Linked DNA regions of Homo sapiens: region 1 is linked to region 2. A link is a loop called in an ENCODE intact Hi-C map of the cell type or tissue named here. Cell type or tissue: natural killer cell. All regions are shown on one strand. Each heading gives the region's core, and the rest is flanking DNA. Links, peaks and the distances in the headings are about the cores only.

Region 1 (10,984 bases), core at 3,456-7,455, 130 kb after region 2:
ACAGGGTGGGTTCGGCGCTGTTCTCCCTGGGGCAGGAAGGAGAGATGAGTGGTGACAGAGGCATTGACCCCGACTGTGGCACTAAACTGTAGAGCGGGTTCCCGTTCAGCCAAAGCCCTGTAGAGGAGAAGGGTGGAAATGAGAAGATACCATGGTAACATTAGAAATCAGCTTGATTTTCTAGAAAATAACTTCATTACTTCTATGAGACCACCAAGAATAAAACCAACTATATGCTTTCTATCTAGGCTTTTGGCAGTGCCACAATGGGCTTTCTTAGTAATCTAGATATCATGGCATATGTATATGGGAGTGGAGGGGATAACATCTGCCCATCAGAGTGACTCTGAGGATGACCCACTGTCCTGTCAATGCTCTTAAGTCAAGGACCACAGGAACCAACTCTAGTTGAACAAGCTGGGTTTACTGCTCATTGCAATTAAGGAAAATATACACCATGGGGAACCATAGTACATCTCAGTGAGAAGTATCAGAAAGGGCTTATCAGCATTGGACTTGTGTTAGCTGACTTGAGTGAGGGCTTAAAGGAGCAGGGCTTTGCTCTGGATTGATTTTCTTAAAGAATCTTATCTAGACGGAGGGAATACTAGAGTAAAGCTAAAGCTATAACTGGTGAAGCAGCAGCTGTCACTCATTTTAGCCAGACAGGAGGATGTTGGCTGTTTCTATGGTTTGCATAAGTGACCTCGTTTTGGTCTGTGCTTAGACATGATGATGGAGCTGTCTTGTTTTTGTCTCACTTCATCATAGTCATACAGTGATCTTGTCTGATGCTGATGTTCTGTAAGATTACTTATGGTCAACAAGAAAACACCAAAGCCTACCTATGAATTTTGGCCCAATTCCCAGAAGTCTGGGGCTGCTTTTATCTTTCTCAGCACAGATGTTCCATGATGTATAAATGGAATCTACACGCCTTTAACGACACTCATAAAGAGTAGTCAAGTCATTTGGGTGTAGCTACAGTATGGGACAAACCCCCTTTCCCTAAACTCCCCAAGGCGATAGAGTTGACATCTAGGCAAAGAAATCACCTATTTTTGAAGCATTTCTTGATATCCCTAAAGTAGACTTCTGGGTTCCTTCCTGTTAAAACCTTACTGTACTTCATAGAGAGTAGTAATTTGGAGTTATACAGATCTGGGTTTGAATGCTGGCTCCACCATTTACTTACCATGTGACTCTGGATAAGTTATTCAACCTCCTTTAAGTCTCAGTTTCCTCTTCACTAAGATGAGGTTAACATAAGATAGTATATAAATACTAAAGATGTATATTATATATTTGGATGCTTACTGCAATTTCATTTCTAAGAAAAAAAGAAAAACTTTTTCCTTTTCATTATCGTTAATGATCATTAATAGATGATTTATCATTAACAGAAGATTAATGTGCATCCATACAATAGTATACCATGAAGTATATATTATGCCTAGGAAAAATGGGGTGAAAATAAATTGAATGCTAGCAGTAGCTTAAAAAATGAGGATAGGCTGGGTGCGGTGGCTCGCGCCTGTAATCCCAGCACTTTGGGAGGCTGAGGTGGACGGATCACCTGAGGTCAAGAGTTTGAGACCAGCCTGCCCAACATGACGAAACCCCATCTCTACTAAAAATACAAAAACTTAGCCGGGCGTGGTGGCGGGCACCTGTAATCCCAGCTACTCAGAGGCTGAGTCAGGAGAATCGCTTGAACCCAGGAGGCGGAGGTTGCAGTGAGCTGAGATCGCACCAGTGCACTCTAGCCAGGGCGACAAGAGTGAAACTCCATCTCGAAAAAAAAAAAATGAGGATAAAATACTCATAGGGTGTTGTAAAGATAACATTAGATAATATATACAAAAGAAAGAACTTGCATATGGACAGTGAAGGACTCTTAATAGGGAACTTTCAGAGATGGCAGTGAGATGGCAGAAAGGCTTGGGCCCCAAGCTGGTTTGAATTCACTCATTCAGTCGTTATTTGCTGGGTATCTGCTCTGTGTGTCATGCCTTGGGCTCAGCTGGATATATAGTAGTGAAGTAGCCTCAATTCCTTAGCTTCACGGCATTTAAAGACTACTGGCTATGTCCAAGAAAGGTTCTATTCACTCTGAGTTAAAGATCAGGTGAGTTAGAAGAAGCAAGTCAGTAAGAAGTGCCTACTTTACATAGGCACCAACAATGTATTTTCAGGAAGACCACTGGCAGGTAAGATGGAGGCTGGTGTTTCTTGATGAGAGAAGACTAATTTACAGCACCTGCTATCTAGATGCCAGCGTAAGGATTCAAGAGGGGTAAGTTTAGAACATCAAGAATTCTTTTCAGTAAGAGGCAATGCAAAATTTACTTCTCTGATTTTACTGGCAAATAGAGGTCACAATTATCTATACAAGTGGAAGTAATCATAAAAATCTGTATATTTGTACAATAGTTTGTAGTTTATAAAATGACTTCATATTTGTTAATTTTTACACTGATCCCTACAAAATCAGGGTAGGTATTTAAAATTTCCATTTCAGATGAAGAAACCGAAGCTCATGGAAGTAAAGAAATCAGCCCCAAATCATACACAGCTAGTAGGAGATGGGGGTGAGACTAGAAGCTATAGTGTCTGATTTCTAGAACAGTTCTGTGTCCATTATACCATGCATTGTCTCACATCCTGTGAACCTCTCCCAACCTACCAGAAGAGTGTTGTGTCAGAACTGGCCTGGCTTCTTGTTCTCCCTCCTTGAATATATGACACAGACCAAATGGGAGATTTAGAACAAACTGCCTGTCATCCAATCTGACTTTCCTCATGAGTCCTCAGACAGAGCAACTACTGAGTTTCCGACTTGTTATCTGCCCTCTCTGAGATCTACTGAGTATCTAAATTCTGAGTCCTTCTCTGCCAATTAAATGCTAGTTAATTTAATGCCATATTGAAGAATTCTGATGTTGGCTGGATCTGAGACTGAGGAGGTACTCCAAAAACACAAGTTTCATGCCTCCCTGCCTTTGCACATGTTCTTCTCTTTCACCAAAATAATTTTCACCCCTTTTGGGTATCTTGATAACTACTATTCTTCTTTTAAGACTCAGATTTATTTTGAAGGGGCTTGAATGCCAAGCTAAGGAAGTTGGACCTTATTATATGGACCAATGATCCCTAAAGAAGGCTGTATACAACTTAGGAGGTTCATAGGATAAACTATATTGGTTATCTCATATATTAAAGTTTTTCTATTCCATGGTATATCTTAGAATATATTTTGTATATGAGTATAGCAGTACATGAAGATGATTTATACATGAGTAAATATGTACATATTTAAAGGGTATGCTACCTTTTTTATTAATAGGAATGCATAATTAAAATTATGAGATCACTGCTATCAACAATGGGAAATCATCAAGTTTTAATGTAAGGAAGTGGTATGATTATAAAACTGCTTTACTGTCTCAGTGATGGGATCTGTACCCTAAACCTTAGCATCATGCGACATACCCATATAACAAATCTGCACATGTACCCCTGTATCTAAAATAAAAAGTTGAAATTAAACAAACAAACAAACGAAACACACCAAAAACCAAAACAAACATAAAAACAAAACCCAAAACCAACCTGTCTTGACATCACCTTCACTAACACTAAGATGTTCTTGGGCAGTAACTGAAAGAGTCTACGTGGAGAATTTAGTGAGGAACAATATTAACTACACTGAGTATCTTAGCTCTTCAGCATCAGATCTCACACAATAATGCAATTTCTTATTTGGAGACCATAAAGTTATAGGTGAACAGTTTGACCCTCAGCTACAACAGGGAAAAAGTTAGGGAGCACTTGTCTGTTTCTTTGTTCAAAGGGTGTCAGTCTGAAGCAGGAGCCTGATCTAGTTCTCTTTCTTACTGGGTGCCTGTTATATGCTAGAACTATGCTAGGAGGTTAGAAGGATGGAGAGGAGCTCAGGCAGTATCTCTGACTAGAGGAACTCACAGCCTAGTGGGAGAAAAATGCATGTATGCCAATAATTGAAACAGAATATGTGCTACAACCAAGGTGTTAACAAAGGAAAAACCACCAACTCTGCCTACACGTACAAAGAAATAAAGAGAGACTGTAAAGATGTTGCAAAGTCTTGAAGGAAAATAGGAGTTTGTTAAGTAGACAAAAGGAAGAAGAATATTCAAGGCAGAGAGAAGTATGAGTGAAGACCTGAAGGAGGTAAGGGAAAGGGCTGTGCTGTTTTTCTAGAGAAATAGTGTTCCAGGCAGAGAAAACAGCAAGACAAAGGCCTTGAGAGGAAAATATGCTTGGTGTGTTCAGAAGCAACATGGGGGTTGTGGCTGGAGTGGAGTAAGCAGAGGGCAGACTAGCAGGAGATGAGATCACAAAGATAGATGGGGGGTGGGGCACGTGGTTTAGATCATATGGGGTCTCATAGCCATTTTAAGGGCTCTGGTTTTTACTCTGAATAAGATCAAACATAGGCCAGGTGCACTGGCTCACGCCTGTAATCCCAGCACTTTGGGAGGCTGAGGCGGGTGGATCACTTGAGGTCAGGAGTTCGAGATCAGCCTGACCAACACAGTAATGAGGATCCCGCCACTGCACTCTAGCCTGGGCGACAAAGCTAGACTTAAGTGTTCATAGGTTCACTGGCTACTATGTTGAGAACAGACTAAAGGGGTGCAAGCTGGAAAAATAGGAGGTAGTACTCAGAGACTGAAAGGAATGAAGTGAGATTACACAGGAGTTGCAGTGATTGGGTATGGCATGGTTTGATGGTGTAGGGTATGGCCATAAGACTAAGTTGTTAAGAAAGGCACAGGATAAAATTGTTGGGCAAGGTCAAGGAGGTAAGTTGCTAACAGTTAAAATAGCAACGTTTGCAAGTGATTTACTCATATTCTGAAATGCTTTATTAACAGAAAAAGAGGAGTTGTGGTTAGTGAACTGGAAATTATACCTAAGAAAGTTTTGCATATCTGAGCATTATTTTACAATGATTGCAGTGTAAAAGGCTTGAGAATTGCTTGTCTCAGGTGGACTTACTTGGCTGCTGCTTGCAGACCACAGGCTCTGATAATCTGGACTGAGATGGAAACAGTTCGGGCAGCAAGAACTCCCTCTGCTGTTCTTGGACTACGCCTGTACCTTAGGCCCACATCCAGTAAACCTGAAGAATGAGGACACAAGGAAAGAAGGTTGGTCAGAAGAATCTCTGTTCCACCAAACCACAAAGTTTTGGTCAGGAAGGATGGAAGAGGATTAACACTACAACGAACAATAAGGGCAATGAGAGAATCTGTCCTTGTCATAATCACATTGTTATTCTTTAAGGTTAATAAAGGTTTAACAGGTTACTAATTTACTTTACATTCAAGAAATTATGGTTCAGAGATTTAATTCCTTGCCAAGATTACACAACTACTGAAGGCAGAACTTAACTCCAGATTTCTTTTTACCCCCAATTATGTTTATAGAATTGAGATGGGCTCTAGCCATTTTCTTTTTAAACTTTCAAACGGTTTCCACACCTCACATACTTCTATCACCCTCCTACCATCACCACCTGAAATATCCTTCTCATGCTACCTTTTTATAAAACCTCTATCATCCTACTGTCACATTTCAGGGACAGCTTTATGGAATAACAGAATAAGCTGATCAGGGAGGGTCAGGAGAAACAACTCAATCTTAATTATGGTGACATAAAACCTATTGTTTTGGCAGATACTCTTTAGCAAGCATGTACAGCAACTTGATATAGGAGGCTAAACTTCGTTATCTGATGATAAATTTAGAGGGTACACCATCCTGCTGGAAGCATTAGGATGTAATATCATTCAAATCTCCAAATTCGAATTAATCCTCTCCTAACTTTAAACCCTAGCCTTCTCCTCCCTTACAGTGAATTCCTGGTTCATGCTATCTTCTACCAATCCCCTATCTGCTCATGTTGGCTTGGAATAACAATTCTCTGAGTGTACCATATAATGCTTAGAATTTATGGCATGAGGGCTTATAAAATGCTTGCTGAAGTTAAAGGTGAAATGAGACAAGCAACATTTACATAGACTCCATGGAGCTATGAGTTTTCTAGAATTGTATACAAAATTGGCAGTGTATATTCTATACTCATTTTTTCCAAGACAAGGTGTCTTACAGTTTTCATCAGATCCTCAAAAGGGCAAATCCCTCAAAATGTGGAGAATCACTAATTTAGAGAGAAAAGGGATGTTTATGTATACTGTATATTTTATATATATATATGTGTGTGTGTGTGTATATATATATATATTTTTTTTTTGAGACGAGTTTCGCTTTTGTTGCCCAGGCTGGAGTACAATGGCTTGATCTTGGCTCACTGCAACCTCTGCCTCCTGGGTTCAAGCAATTCTTCTGCCTCAGCCTCCCAAGTAGCTGGGATTACAAGCATGGGCCACCATGCCTGGCTAATTTTTTTGTATTTTTGGTAGAGACGGGGTTTCTCCATGTTGGTCAGGCTGGTCTCGAACTCCTGACCTCAGGTGATCCACCCGCCTTGGCTTCCCAAAGTGCTGGGATTAGAGGTGTGAACCACCGCACCCGGCTATTTTATATATTTTTATGTATACTGATTTTGAAAGAAAAAGACAAACTTGTTTTCAATTACCTGATGACTGGTTCCTCAATTCTTTCCTGTTCTCAATCCTGGGGGTTAAAGGGAGATTAAAGGTCTGTATTCCCACATCCTCACGATGCTGGGTGGTTACCATAGCACAGATCCTTGATAATGGCAAGGTTCCTTTGGCGACCTTCTGGTCTCTCACATTAGGATAATAGTATCTGTAAACCACAAAAGCACACGTTGTCAGAAGAATTAGGTGATAAATGATTCAGTCTGCCCCACAGATCAGCCTTCACTACCTGGTTATCTTTGGTGCCTGATTGTTCTGTGTTGGTAGTACGCAGCTATGGTGTCTGGCTAAATTTACCACTCATTATGTGGAGGAGGAACTCCATAAATTATACCGAGTTCAGGACAAAGCCTAGCTTCCCTCAAGTTTTCTGTGCGGTAACTGTACATGCCTTGAACCTGTCGGGGGTGGCCACTCCTGAAAGCTTCCATCTTGCAGCAGCAAAAGTGGTTCAAAGTGGAGTAGGCCCAATATCTTTCATGGCTTACTCTCATCTTCATGCTGAAGCCCCTCTAATTTACCAGGGTAATGAGGATCTGTCAGTACCTACTCTATTTCCTTCTTATGTCAAAACAATCCATTCTTAGATTGCAAAGTTGTAACTCAAACCTAGGTGGTTTTAAAAATCTTTTTTGTACTTGACTGACAATTAATTGTATTTAGGAAAGTGTTCTCGCATGTGGATGGTACTCATCCCTAGTTCTGTTCCTGATGCTGTTTCCTTTCCTCTTATATTTATACTCTCTTAAGCACTTTAGTTGGTTTGTCGGTGGTGCAGATGTAAAGGGGTGGGTTGAACATCCGTATTTATGCCAGTATTTTCCTGGAAATCTTCCAATGTCTGTAACATTGAGTGGATTTATATTTTATAATATAAATCAAATATAATAATTTATATATTTGTTATATATAAATTATATTATTAAATTATATTTATAAAATAAATATAAATGTTCCTCTGGTGGTGGGAAGAACAGGTTACAAGAAATGAGTTTATAAGTAGGAGGCCAGTTAGGAGGCTACCACAGTCATTTAGGCAAGATATGAAAAGGGCCTGAACTAAATAAGGCAGTAAGGGACGCACAAAAAAGGTGATTGATATGTTTAATACATAATAGGAGGTAAAATAAATAAAACTTTCACTTTCAATGTAAGTAGTGATTAGAAATATGAGATACAATGGGTCATAAGATCCTAATAACAGACTTCAGTAAAAACTGGACAAGAGTCACTGTCAAATCCAAATAACATAAAACAGGGCTGAAGAGGCTGCTTAGCTTCCTTACAATAATTCAACCTAGGCTGGTTAGGAGTAGGATGCTTTATGATTGTGCACTTCCTTCCTAGGCATAGGACTGGGGTCTCCACACTGTACCTGCACCAGATTTCAAACTGGACTCCACCTCCAGGCACGAGGCCCTGTGCAGAGAAAGCACTTAGTAGGAGCCTTTGCACTGGAACCTCAGCTGGCAACAGGAGAGAGTGATGGTGTTCACTATTAAAGATGGGATCTGGAACACAGAGTGTGGTTGCAGTTCTGAAGGGCTTCAGAGTAATTCCTTTGGAAAAGAAAAGCATTTCAGAATAATCCAACATATGACTTAGTGTTTTCTTCTTCTTTCATGTTCTTCCAGTGAATATTACTTAGTAATTCCCTAGTAGTTATGGTTCCCTAAGGTCCCATGATAATACAGAAGAAAAAGATACCTTGCTGGTGGACAATTCATATATTGCCATACAAGTGCCAACACTTGTTAGGTTTTTTTTTTTTTTTTTTAATTATAGCCACCTTAGCTAGTATGAAATGGTATCTTGGTAGTTTTGATTTGCATTTCCCAAATAAGTAATGATGCTCAGTATTTTTCCATGTGCTTATTAGCCATTTGTATATCTTTGGAGAAATGTCTATTCAGATCCTTTGCCCACTTTTTAATTGGTTTTTAAGAAATGATTGATTTGTAAGAGTTCTTTATATATTCTGTATATACAAATCTCTTATTTGAACCTCAAAATCAACACTGGCAGCACTCTGGCAATCATTCTGGAACATACACCGAATGGCAAAAAGTTCGAGTCACCTGGTCTGTTTGTTCCCAGGTGAGAAAAAGGTGAGCGAGTTTGACTTCTTGTTTCAGCTCTCCGAGACTACCAGAAGATGGAGACAGTAGGAGGCAGTGAGAAGCTTCCAATCTGGGTACAGTAGGATGGGGTTTGAATCCCAACCTTGGCACTTGTTAGTGGGGCAGCCCCAAGCAAGTCACTTAATGCTTGTGAATCTCATTTTTTCTTTCATAAAATAAAGAAAACAGAGTCTACCAGGGTAAGTTGTTTTAGGAGTTAAGATAATGATCTATGTGAGATATGTATATGTACATATTTCCCTTAGGAACAGTGGTTCAGTATTCCTTAATTCAGCGTTCATGGTGGCTTTACAGAACAGAACTACTGCGAGGAATAAGAATCAACTTATACTATGTGTATAGATAAGAGTGGGCATGTAAAGGATATAAAATAGGGCAAATGCAAATAATTGGTAGAACTAGGTAAAGAGTATACCAAAGTTCTTTGTACTATTTTTACAGGTTTTTGTAAATTTGAAATTGTATCAAAATAAAAAGCTACAAAAATAGTTAAAAAATAAAAAAAACTTGGCCTATCTCCTGTTTTACTGCCCAGTAAGACTAGAAATATTCAACAACACAAAATTCACTCAGAAAAAAAAAACTCTTAAGTATAATCTAATAAAAGAACCATATAAGAATAAGAAAGCCTAATATCTAAACCTACCATTTTCAAGGAACTCAGGTCCTTTCAGCACACTGGATTGAGAGTGTTGAACTGGAAAGTAGTACTGGACATAACAATCTGCTTCTCCCCAGACTGTTGCCTGAAGAGGGGCTAGCCCTTTAACCATCTCTATATGGATCTCAAAGCAGTGCTCCATCAGTCCATTTCCTCGGTCCTCTGCCTATTAAATGAAACAGAAACACTGGTGAGCTTTAAAGAGTAACTTGCTTAGAATATTTCTGCTTCTCTATGAAGTCTGAGTATAGATAAAGAGATAAGTATAATTAGTTGATACTAAAATAGACACTTAATTTTCATTGTAACTCTCACAACTACTCACTGTAAGTAGGCTAAACAGGATGTACTCTTGACTATGAGACTGGGTTAATATTAGGAAATCCATAAATGTAATTCAGTGCATTAATGGAACAATAAAAATGATTAACACAAATGCTGAAAAGGCATTTGATAAAATTCAACATTTGTTCCTGATAAAAGCTCTTAATATACTAAGAATAGAAGGCTGTTCCCTTCATAGGAAAAATAATAAATCGTAAATTTAGAATAAATTCTACATTTAGAACAGCAAAGGAATGAGAAGTGAAGTGGAAGAAGGGTAACACCAGACCAAACTAATATCATAATTTAAGAAAAAAAGGAAAACTAATAGCCTACAGCAGACAGTGGCATCCACGATTCCAGCAGGACTCCTCAGTCTGGCCATTCAGAATAGCAAACAGGTACTAATTACTATTTCAAATCAGTTGGGTATAACACCAGGACTGTCCAATAATGGTAAGGACTACTTTGGGAGGTAGTGAAGACACTGTTACTAAAGGTAATAACAACAAATAATCGTGTATTTATTGAGGATTTACTATGAACCAGGCACTATACCAAACAGCTCACCTTCATTAAGTGATTTAACATGCAGAGCTAGTAACAGTGGAACCAGGTTTAGACTCAACGTAGTCTGACTCCAGAGTCAGTGTTCTTTATCCCTATTCTATACAGCAGATCTTAGAGAATGAATTATTCAGGAAAATTCAAAGGGGGAATTCAGCATTCAGAAAAGAGTTGAGACTATATGATATACATGTGTTTAACATTTTAACTACTAATCCAAAAAATCTAGAACAGAGACTGTATTAGGTCTCTGCTTTGAAATCTGAAAGCATATTTTAGCAATACCTGCTCAAAAATTTTCCTTAGAAAAACAGGAAACTTGCAATTTGATTCCCTCGGGCAAAAAAAATTGAAAAAAAAAATCTCTCAGAGTCACAACAGCTACTTAATTTGGCCTTATAGTATCACAGCAATTTGATATTCAGTTCTGCAAATGGTGAATTGGATGAGAGGCATGAGTAGAGGAGGAAAAACAATTGTTTTTATAGATATCTAATCCCACAGGTAAATCTTTCAAGGATTTCCTCTGTGCATGTAGTGAGAAACATTTTCTAACCTTTACTATGGAATTTAACAAAATCTGAGTCTACACTGCAAGATGACAGCCATACAACGCCTAA
Region 2 (9,037 bases), core at 818-4,817:
AGAACACCACCTCTAAACTGGCCCACAAGGAGAGCTGCTGTCTCTGCCACAGTCACAAAGAAGGAATCAGGAAATGTCACCGTTGCATTCCAGAGCACACCATGAATGTAGCTGCAACTGCTGCCTCACTTGCCTCTGACAGGCATGAAACTCGTGGGTGGACCCACAAAGGCTGCTGCAGAAAAACCTAGTGTCTCCACAACAGTGCCCACCAGCTCCAGACAGAGCCACGGAGAGATGCCTGCCGCCTTCTTCCTGCCTCCCAAGCAGCTCAGGAACTACCTGATGAACAGAATTCAAAGCCAGAACCTTAGCTGCAAGAGAGTCTGGGGGATGTTCCTTTTGGCTCTACAGATTCTCTAGCAGGGAAGGTATGCAAGAAGGAGGACAGAGCAGATGCCAAGTGCCAGCATGGCTACCATGGATGTTTTATAATTTATTATTATTAAAGTCTTGCTCTGTTGCCCAGGCTGGAGTGCAGTGGCACAATCTTGGCTCACTGCAACCTCTGCCTCCTGGGTTCAAGCGATTCTCCTGCCTCAGCCACCCGAGTAGCTGGGATTACAGGTGGGCACCAGAATGCCTGGCTAATTTTTGTATTTTGAGTAGAGATGGGGTTTCCACTCAAGACTGGCCAGGCTGGTTTTGAACTCCTGACCTCAGGTGATCCGCCTGCGTCATCCTCCCAAAGTGCTGGGATTATAGGCATGAGCCACCATGCCAGGTCTAATTTATTATTTTTAATTACTGTCTTATTGATGGGTAGTTTCTTCCCAGTCTTTTGCTAATATTGTATTTGTGGGAAGATACCTCTTGTCTCTTTTGCAGTTAAAACAGTTCTTGTGCTATTTATAGTTTCCCTAATATGCTTGTCTCCCTACCAGACTGGGAGATCCTCCAGGTCTGATTGATCTCAGCGTAGCCAAATCCCAGCCTAGCATCTGACAAGAGTGAGTGTGGATGGGTGGATGCATGAAATGAAGGAAGGACAGATGGATGAATGGATGAGTGGGTGTATGAATGAATAGACGAGCACATGGTGGGTGGGTGGGTGGGTAGGCGGACGGATGGCTGGGTAAATGAATGGATGGCTGGGTAGGCGGATGGATGGCTGGGTAGGCGGAAGGATGGCTGAGTAGGTGGATGGGTGCGTGATTCCAGGTCTGAGACAAACTGACCAAGAGTTGATTTCTGAGGCTCAGAATCATCTTGCAAAGGCAGTGAAAAGACCTTCACACCTGACTTCCTGGCTCCAGTTATACCCACATAAGGCCTAGATTTTTCACTGCCTGTTTTCTCCTACACCTCTTGCCCCTTCTCCCTGACTATACTTCAGCCTTTCTGAACTTCATAAGTTCTTTCCTTCTCTTTTCTGTGCCAATATGTGGGTTACAGCCCCTCTGCCTCAGAGATTGCTCCCACCTTGTGCCACCCTCACGTGTCTGCCAGAAGAAGCTGAGTTTATAAGCTCCACGTGAGACTGAAAACAGCAAGGGGCTTCGAGTAGCGGGCCTGTTTCCAATCCATGCGCTGCCATTTGTGAACCGTGTGATCCTGGGAAAATTTCTTCACCCCTCTGAAACCCCAGCTTCCTAACCATTACATAGCCAAAATAATCATTAAGGCTCAAGGGCTATTATCAGATGAGATAATGTTTATGAAAAGGGGCTTTGCAATCGGCCGGGCATGGTGGCTCACACCTGTAATCCCAGCACTTCAGGAGGCTGAGGCCGGCGGATCACTTGAGGTCGGCAGTTCAAGACCAGCCTGACCACCATGGAGAAAACCCATCTCTACTAAAAACAAACAAACAAACAAAAACAAAAAAACAAAGCCAGGCACAGTGGTGCATGCCTGCAATCCCAGCCACTTAGGAGGCTGAGGTAGGAGAATCGCTTGAACCGAGGAGGTGGAGGTTGTGGTGAGCCGAGATTGCGCCATTGCACTCCAGCCTGGGCAACAAGATTGAGACTCTGTCTCAAAAAAAAAAAAGAAAAAAGAAAAAAAATGAAAGGGGCTTTGCAGTCCAAAAATGCCATACAGTGGACCTTGCCTCCCTACCTGTCTCAGTTCAAAGGAGCCAAGTGAGTCTACAGGGCATCGCTCATTGGGAAAGGTCAGGCTCAGGGTCTGGGCTTCCTCAGGCAGTGCCCAGAAGCTATACTGCCATAGTGCTCCACCCCAAGGGTTCCTGAGTCCCATCTCCCTGCAGGGTTGAGGGGCTGGGCTTCCTGTGGACTGGCTATTGGGGTGTTTACTGCCTGGTACACTGTAGGTCTGGGTGAACAAGTGAATTCAGCAATGCAACAGGAGGACCAGAAGATTCAGGCCTCTTGATTGCCCATCGCATCTTAGAGGGACATAGTGTAGTCACCTCACCATCCCTGCCTAAGGTCATTTCACCATTCTAGCCTGTGAAGTTCATTCCATGGCATTAACCATGAGAGGCAGAATATGAAAACTCTTAACCATAGCGCCCCTCGAGTTTACAGCTTATGAGGGGCTTCCACATCTAGCGATGCGGCGTGGCACAGTGGTTAAGGACACAGGTTCCGTAGTCATATTGTCCTGTGGTTCAGATCCCAACTCTACTGCTTACTAGCTACGGGACCTTAAGCGTTTTGTTTGGGCTCCCTGGACCAATGAAATAATAATGTAAGGTTCCAAAAATAGCACCTGACGCATAGTAAGCTCTCAGCAAGTTTTAGCTCTTCATCTTAATGGTGGAAGGCAGGTCAGGCATTATTACCCCATCCCACAGACCAAGACACTGAAGCCCACGGATCACACAGCACATCAGGGGCAGAGCCAGGATGGGGCTGTCTTTGCACTGGGAGGAAGGATGGGGGCAGCAAGAGGGGTTATGGGTGCAGAGCTGGGCAGGGGCAAAAGAAATTGAGGAAAGAGGAGTTTGGGGAATGCCGGTGGCCTCTCAAATTGTTAGGGACCAACCCTTTCCCTCCCCCATCTCAGCTGACAGCTTTATAGAAACTTGAGTCTGGGGTCTTTAGCAATCTTGGGCTGGGCTGGACAGCGAAGGGTTATGGAGTCTGGGGAAGAGTAGAGAGGACTGGCAGGCTCTCACCTTCCTGCCGAGGACTACCAGCAGTCTCTTCTGGCACTCCTGAGCGCGGCCACCAGAGGGAGTGCCTCCCTTTCCTGAGACAGCCAGAGTTACGGTATCCGAGTTGTGAATAAGAGAGACGGGGAAGCGTTGGGCGGGGTGGGGGGGGAATGTCCCAAGGGGAGGTGAAGCAGTGGGAAATGGCAAAGGATGATAATCACTGCATCTGCAGTTGAAGACAGCTCCTTGGCTTGGCCAGTCTGAGAGGTGGTTATAGGATGCTGGGTGTTACACAGGACACTGAAGAGGTTGGGGAGCATATCTGGATAGGGAGGCTGTGTGTGTGTGTGTGTGTGTGTGTGTGTGTGTGTGTGTGTGTGTGTGCGCGCGCGCGCATGTCTGGGTCTCTGGATACAATTTCTCTTACTCCTCTCCCTACCTCCTGCAGAGTTTTTTGATGCAGAAGGAAGTGAGGTAGATTTGAACTTTGGGGGGCTCCAGGGCCGAGGGGTCAAGAAGCAGGACCCCCAAGTCGAACGGGATCTCTACCTGTCCCTGGAGGACTTATTCTTTGGCTGCACCAAAAAAATTAAGATCTCCAGAAGGGTGAGTACTCAGCTTGCTCCTCCCGGGAGCCACCTATCTCCTGCAGCCTAGCAGCTGCCTCCTCCCTTACCTGGGTGGGAGGACTCAGGGATGGTCTCTGATGGAATTATGGAACCTTAGATTCAGAGACCTAGGATGTTAGAATTCCGGAATCTGAAATTCGGAAGGGACAGTTGAAGACATTAGCCCGGTTCTTTCCTAGTGCAGGAGTGCCCTCTGCAGCCTTCCCAACTGGGACAGGCTCTTTCCCTTCCTTTCTTTCAGTTCAGCCCCATCCCCGTGGGAACTGGAAAGGCTCTGAATGGGAGGAGTCTCTTCTGAATTCTTCCTTCTGGGCTTTACCAGACCATATTCCCAGGATTTCATCAGGGTGCATGCCTCGTGCATAAGAAAGAACAGTGGGCATGGAGGGTGGGCTGGGAGATAGTCCCCAAGGTGACGGGTTGAGGAAGACCCTCAGTGCCTCATGTCTAGTCCTTGGCTTGGCCCTGTCCCATGGCCCAGCCCTGTGCCAGGCATAAGAGCAAGCCCCCTCCACCTTTGCCCAGCAGAGGAGATGCCGATGCGGCCATGCTTTCCACAGATGGAACCCATCTGGACATGCGACTGGGGAGTGGAAGGATCCCCAGTGGGGAATGCACTGGGGGAGGCTTAGATATGTTGACTTTCATTTCTCTCTTTGGGATTAAGAGACTTGCTGGAGGCTCAGGGCCGGGCCTCTGGGATTTGGAGAGAGGAATGGAGTACATTTTCACCATGTATCTGTTAGTGGCCAGGGCTGGAGCTGTGTGTTTGATCAACTAATGGTGACTGCTTGGCATCTCAGCCCCCAGCCCCAGTCTCATGGCATCCTCTGCCATACTGGAATCATAAGTTCTTGGTTGTCATGGCAACAGGATGGGAGTGGGAGTGGCTCAGGGCAGGCTCTCCCCATTGCTGGAGGCTCTTCCCATTGCTAGAGGATTGAGCCCAAGTACAAATCCCATAGAGCATCTTTCACGTGTGCAAAGGTCACCTGAGTGTTCATGAAAATCTGAGCAAATCTCGACTGTACTCATGGAAGTCCTAAGCAGACCTCCCCACACCTGATATGTTGCTATAGGTGCTGAACGAGGATGGGTACTCCTCCACCATCAAGGACAAGATCCTGACCATTGATGTGAAGCCCGGTTGGAGGCAGGGCACACGCATCACCTTTGAGAAGGAAGGGGACCAGGTGAGGGGGGAAGAAGCTGACTCAGGTCAGTCACTGAGCTCAGGCGGTGGGAAGACTGAGGAGGAAAGGAAGGGAAAGGAGGCAATACTTTTTCCTGCCCCTGTGAGCCTTGGTCTGTAGAGAGCCCAGTCTGCAGAGTGGGTGAGATGGGATCCCTAATGTTCCTTCCAAGGAACAGAGCCTTAGCCTTACAGTGCTTCTGTGAACAGGCAGCCCAGGGACTGTCCCCATTTTACAGAGTGGGAAATGGGGGCCCAGAGAAGAAAGGGACTTGCCCAGGGCAAGAACATGGGAGCTGAAAGGAGATCCCAGTCTGAACTCCAGTGTTTTCCTGATTTTCTTCAGTGCTTCTCAGAATAAAGCCCAATTACAGGAGCTACTCAGAAACCATTTAATCATAATAATTTTATTTATTTATGTATTTATTTATTTATTTATTTTTATTTTGAGATGGAGTCTCACTGTCGCCCAGGCTGGAGTGAGGTGGCATGATTTCAGCTCATTGCAGCCTCCACCTCCTGGATTCAAGCAATTATCCTGCCCCAGCCTCCTGAGTAGCTGGGACTACAGGCATGTGCCACCACGCCCAGCTAATTTTTTTTTTTTTTTTTTTTTTTTTGAGACAGAGTCTCGCTCTGTTACCCAGGCTGGAAGGCAGTGGTGCGATCTCAGCTCACTGCAAACTCCGCCTCCCGGGTTCAAGTTATTCTGCTGCCTCAGCTTCCCCAGTAGCTGGGATTGCAGGCATGCACCACCACACCCGACTAATTTTTGTATTTTTAGTAGAGACGGGGTTTCACCATGTTGGCCAGGCTGGTCTTGAACTCCTGACCTCAGGTGATCCACCTGTCTCGGCCTCCCAAAGTGCTGGGATTACAGGCGTGAGCCACTGCGCCCAGCCACCCAGCTAATTTTTGTATTTTTATAGAGATAGGGTTTCTCCGTGTTGGCCAGACTGGCCTCGAAATCCTGACCTCAGGTGATACGCCTGCCTCGGCCTCCCAAAGTGCCTGGGATTAAAGGTGTGAGCCACCGTGCCTGGCCTATTAATAATAATTTTAAATTAAATACTATTTAAATAAAAACATAAATTTATTGTCCAAGGCGTGCTGAATCCTTAAGTCCTGAGAAGAGGCATTCAGAGCCAGGGAAGACACATTCCTTTGCCTGCACTTTTTGCCCCCTTTCTCACCTATGAAACATCTACCTCCGGTCTGGCCTGGTGGCTCACACTTATAGCCTCAGCACTTTGGGAGGCCAAGGCAGGAGAATCACTTGAGCTCAGAAGTTTGAGACCAGTCTGGGCAACATAGCGAGACCTTGTCTCTACTAAAAATAAAAAATTTAGCTGGGCATGGTAGTGTGTGCCTGTGGTCCCAGATACTCAGGAGACTGAGGCAGGAGGATCTTTTGAGCCGAGGAGGTCAAGGCTGCAGTGAAGTATGATCATGCCACTGCACTTCAGCCTGGGCAACAGAGCGAGATCCTGTCTAAAAACAAAACAAACAGACAAAATACAAATAAAACATCTACTTCGAATAAACACGCTTCAAAACCCAGCTCCAGTGTTCCCCGCTCTGGGCAGCCTCCTCTGAGCCCCAGCCTCTGGGCCTCCCTTTATCATGTCTTGAGCGTGCTGAGGATTCACTGTCAGTGTTAGGGGCCAGTCTGATTCCTCTGTCCCCAGCGCCCAGAAGAGACCTCAGCAGAGTTTTGGTGACTTAATGAAGTTTGGGACAGGGGTGTCATGCCTGGAGTTACTAGCAAGACAGAGACATACGGGCAGTTGCCTGACGCCCAGCTTAGTGTTCCACCTGCCTGCCGTCTGAGGAAGCCTCTCCGCCCCTCCAGCTGAGTGTGTCTATTTTGGGCATGCTCAGTACAGAAGTAATTCTGGGGGGATTCATTTGGGTAAGCTTCTCGGGCTTCTAATCCATCTGGGCTATGGGGGCCAAACTGAAAAGGCCCTTCCAGAAAACCTGCTCTCATCTCCCCATTGTACAGATGAAGACATGGAGACAAGTAGAGGCAGGAACTTGGCCAAGGTCACACGGCCAACTAGTCCTTGTCACCTTTTGGCGTCCCCTGCCCAGGGCCCCAACATCATCCCAGCAGACATCATTTTCATCGTAAAGGAGAAGCTACACCCTCGCTTCCGCAGGGAGAATGACAACCTCTTCTTCGTGAACCCCATCCCTCTTGGCAAGGTGAGTGGGCAAAGTGCAGGAGCAGCGGGGAGGAGATCAGAGTGAGCCCTGCCTGCCCCGGCCTAGACTTGGCCTCCCCTCCCACAACCACCTGCCATCAGTCACTAAGCCCTGTGGATTCCACCCTCTAAATCACCATCCACTTGGTCCCGTCTGCTCATCTGCACCGCCTGGATCTGTACACCAGATCTGCGCAGCAGGCCTTCCTCCCCACTTCTCATCTCCTCCAGGCTCTTCTCCTTAGGGATCCTGCCACACACTCATCAGACCCTGCCACACTCCTGTCTAAACATCTTTGTGCCACTGGAGGCCCTCTGCGATCTGCTCCCTGCTTACTCCTTCCCCTGCACTCCCGCCCCTTCGCCGCATAGCACCCTGCCTGTGTGGCGCATTGTCACACCTCCGTTCTCATTTCTGCTGGGCCCTCTCCCTGGAATGCTGTCTATTCACCTGACCCTATAGGGTCCTCATCAATAGCTACCACCACTGCTACCACTTCCTGCCCCACTCCTGAATGGTTTAGGGGCCTCTCCTTGGCTCCCACAAACGCTTTTATTCTGTCTCCATCATTACATTTATACAACATCCATCTTACCTGCCAGATCCATCCATCTTTCCTGCCAGTGCAGAAAATTGCATGGGTCATTCACCTATTAGTTATTGAACAGCCTCGTCTCCCTTGTGCCCAACTCACAGTCTGGCACTGGACAGGTTCCTAAGGTGCCTTCTAAATAGGAGAGCCATGGTGACCCTCCTCAGCCCCACCTTTGGCCCTGACCCTCCCTAGGCTCTCACCTGCTGCACTGTGGAGGTGAGGACCCTAGATGACCGTCTGCTCAACATCCCCATCAATGACATCATCCAGTGAGTCCATCTGCCTTGGGCCCCAGTAGCCAAGAGAAGGGCTAGCCTGGGATTTAGGTGGTAGTGTGACAGGTCTGCCCAGTAGAGTTGTACAGGCTGCCCCCAGCAGAAGGGTTCCCTGCTGAGGGGATAGAGAGGACCAAAACTGAACCCACACTGGCCAAGCTGTGGGCTGCAATCACCTGGCAAAAGGAACATCTTTTTCTAATCCACACAAAGCCACTGCAGAGGCTAGAGGCCCCCATTGTTGGGCAACCCTGTAGCCTCCATGCCCTGCAAACTTCTCATTAGAGTTCTGAGTTGCATATCCTAAGTCCTTTTCCAAGAAAGGCCCTCTGCCCGTGAGGAGGTTTGCCTGGCAGCCCAGCACCCTCGCCCTCACCCCAGGGTTTGCTCACCTTTACTTCCCGTTTCCCATGTCTTAAACAAAGTTTCTGGAATCCTCCATCAGAGACTCAGTGTAAACAGGTTTTCAGGGAGCTCCTTTCCCAACCAGTTCTGGCTAAGAACCACTCCAGGTGAAGACTGCAGTGACTGTCCCCTTCCTGGGGTTATGTGAGTAGGGGTTATATGACAGGGACCTGCTGAGGTGCTGCTCTGGGATGCCCTCTATGCTCCTTTCTTTCATCCTATTTCAGCCCCAAATACTTCAAGAAGGTGCCAGGGGAGGGGATGCCATTGCCGGAGGACCCCACTAAGAAAGGGGATCTCTTCATCTTCTTCGACATCCAGTTCCCCACCCGCCTCACACCCCAGAAGAAGCAGATGCTGCGCCAGGCATTGCTGACATGACTGTGGTGGGCTGGAGCAGGGGTGAGAGGAGGCTAGCCGGGCCTCACCCCACCCCTACCCGCCACAGCCTCAGGGTGTGCAGGGGAGCCTGCTGCACAGATATGATACAAGGGTGGGATGGCGCAGGGCTTAAACTGACATAATAAAGATCTATTTCCTGTCCTCCAGCTACACCCACGAGAGTACATTGGAGAGGAGCTTCATATTAGCCCTTCTTGTGGGGCACAGGGAAGAAAGAGGCCTAAGGAGCTGAGTGCCTGAGTCCCTGTCCTGGCTTTGTGGGAAAGG

The links. Peaks named below come from ENCODE experiments on the same cell type or tissue, not always from the same donor. Only the 100,000 strongest peaks of a DNase experiment are listed, where the experiment ranks them.
Region 1: it touches region 2 in a loop (5-fold over the local background); 43 of 110 quality-filtered maps call a loop at or near these places.

Annotation. Positions count from the first base shown.
Region 1 is chr11:74,085,770-74,096,753 of GRCh38, forward strand. It overlaps C2CD3 (C2 domain containing 3 centriole elongation regulator), which reads right to left. Exons shown (of 33, transcript NM_001286577.2): 17 at 9,459-9,639; 18 at 8,047-8,230; 19 at 6,647-6,819; 20 at 5,044-5,167; 21 at 1-117. Among named protein-coding and RNA genes, the nearest start is that of C2CD3, 80 kb to the right of the region's middle. In natural killer cell, for the core only: no CTCF peak of the experiment used is centred there; a DNase peak (open chromatin) is centred at 5,112.
Region 2 is chr11:73,961,366-73,970,402 of GRCh38, forward strand. It overlaps DNAJB13 (DnaJ heat shock protein family (Hsp40) member B13), which reads left to right. Exons shown (of 8, transcript NM_153614.4): 4 at 3,513-3,670; 5 at 4,773-4,886; 6 at 6,980-7,093; 7 at 7,881-7,957; 8 at 8,596-8,916. The coding sequence ends at 8,749. Among named protein-coding and RNA genes, the nearest start is that of DNAJB13, 15 kb to the left of the region's middle. RefSeq lists silencers at 3,184-3,293, 3,314-3,403 and an enhancer at 8,921-9,037. In natural killer cell, for the core only: a CTCF peak has its summit at 3,122 (motif pointing right); a DNase peak (open chromatin) is centred at 3,146.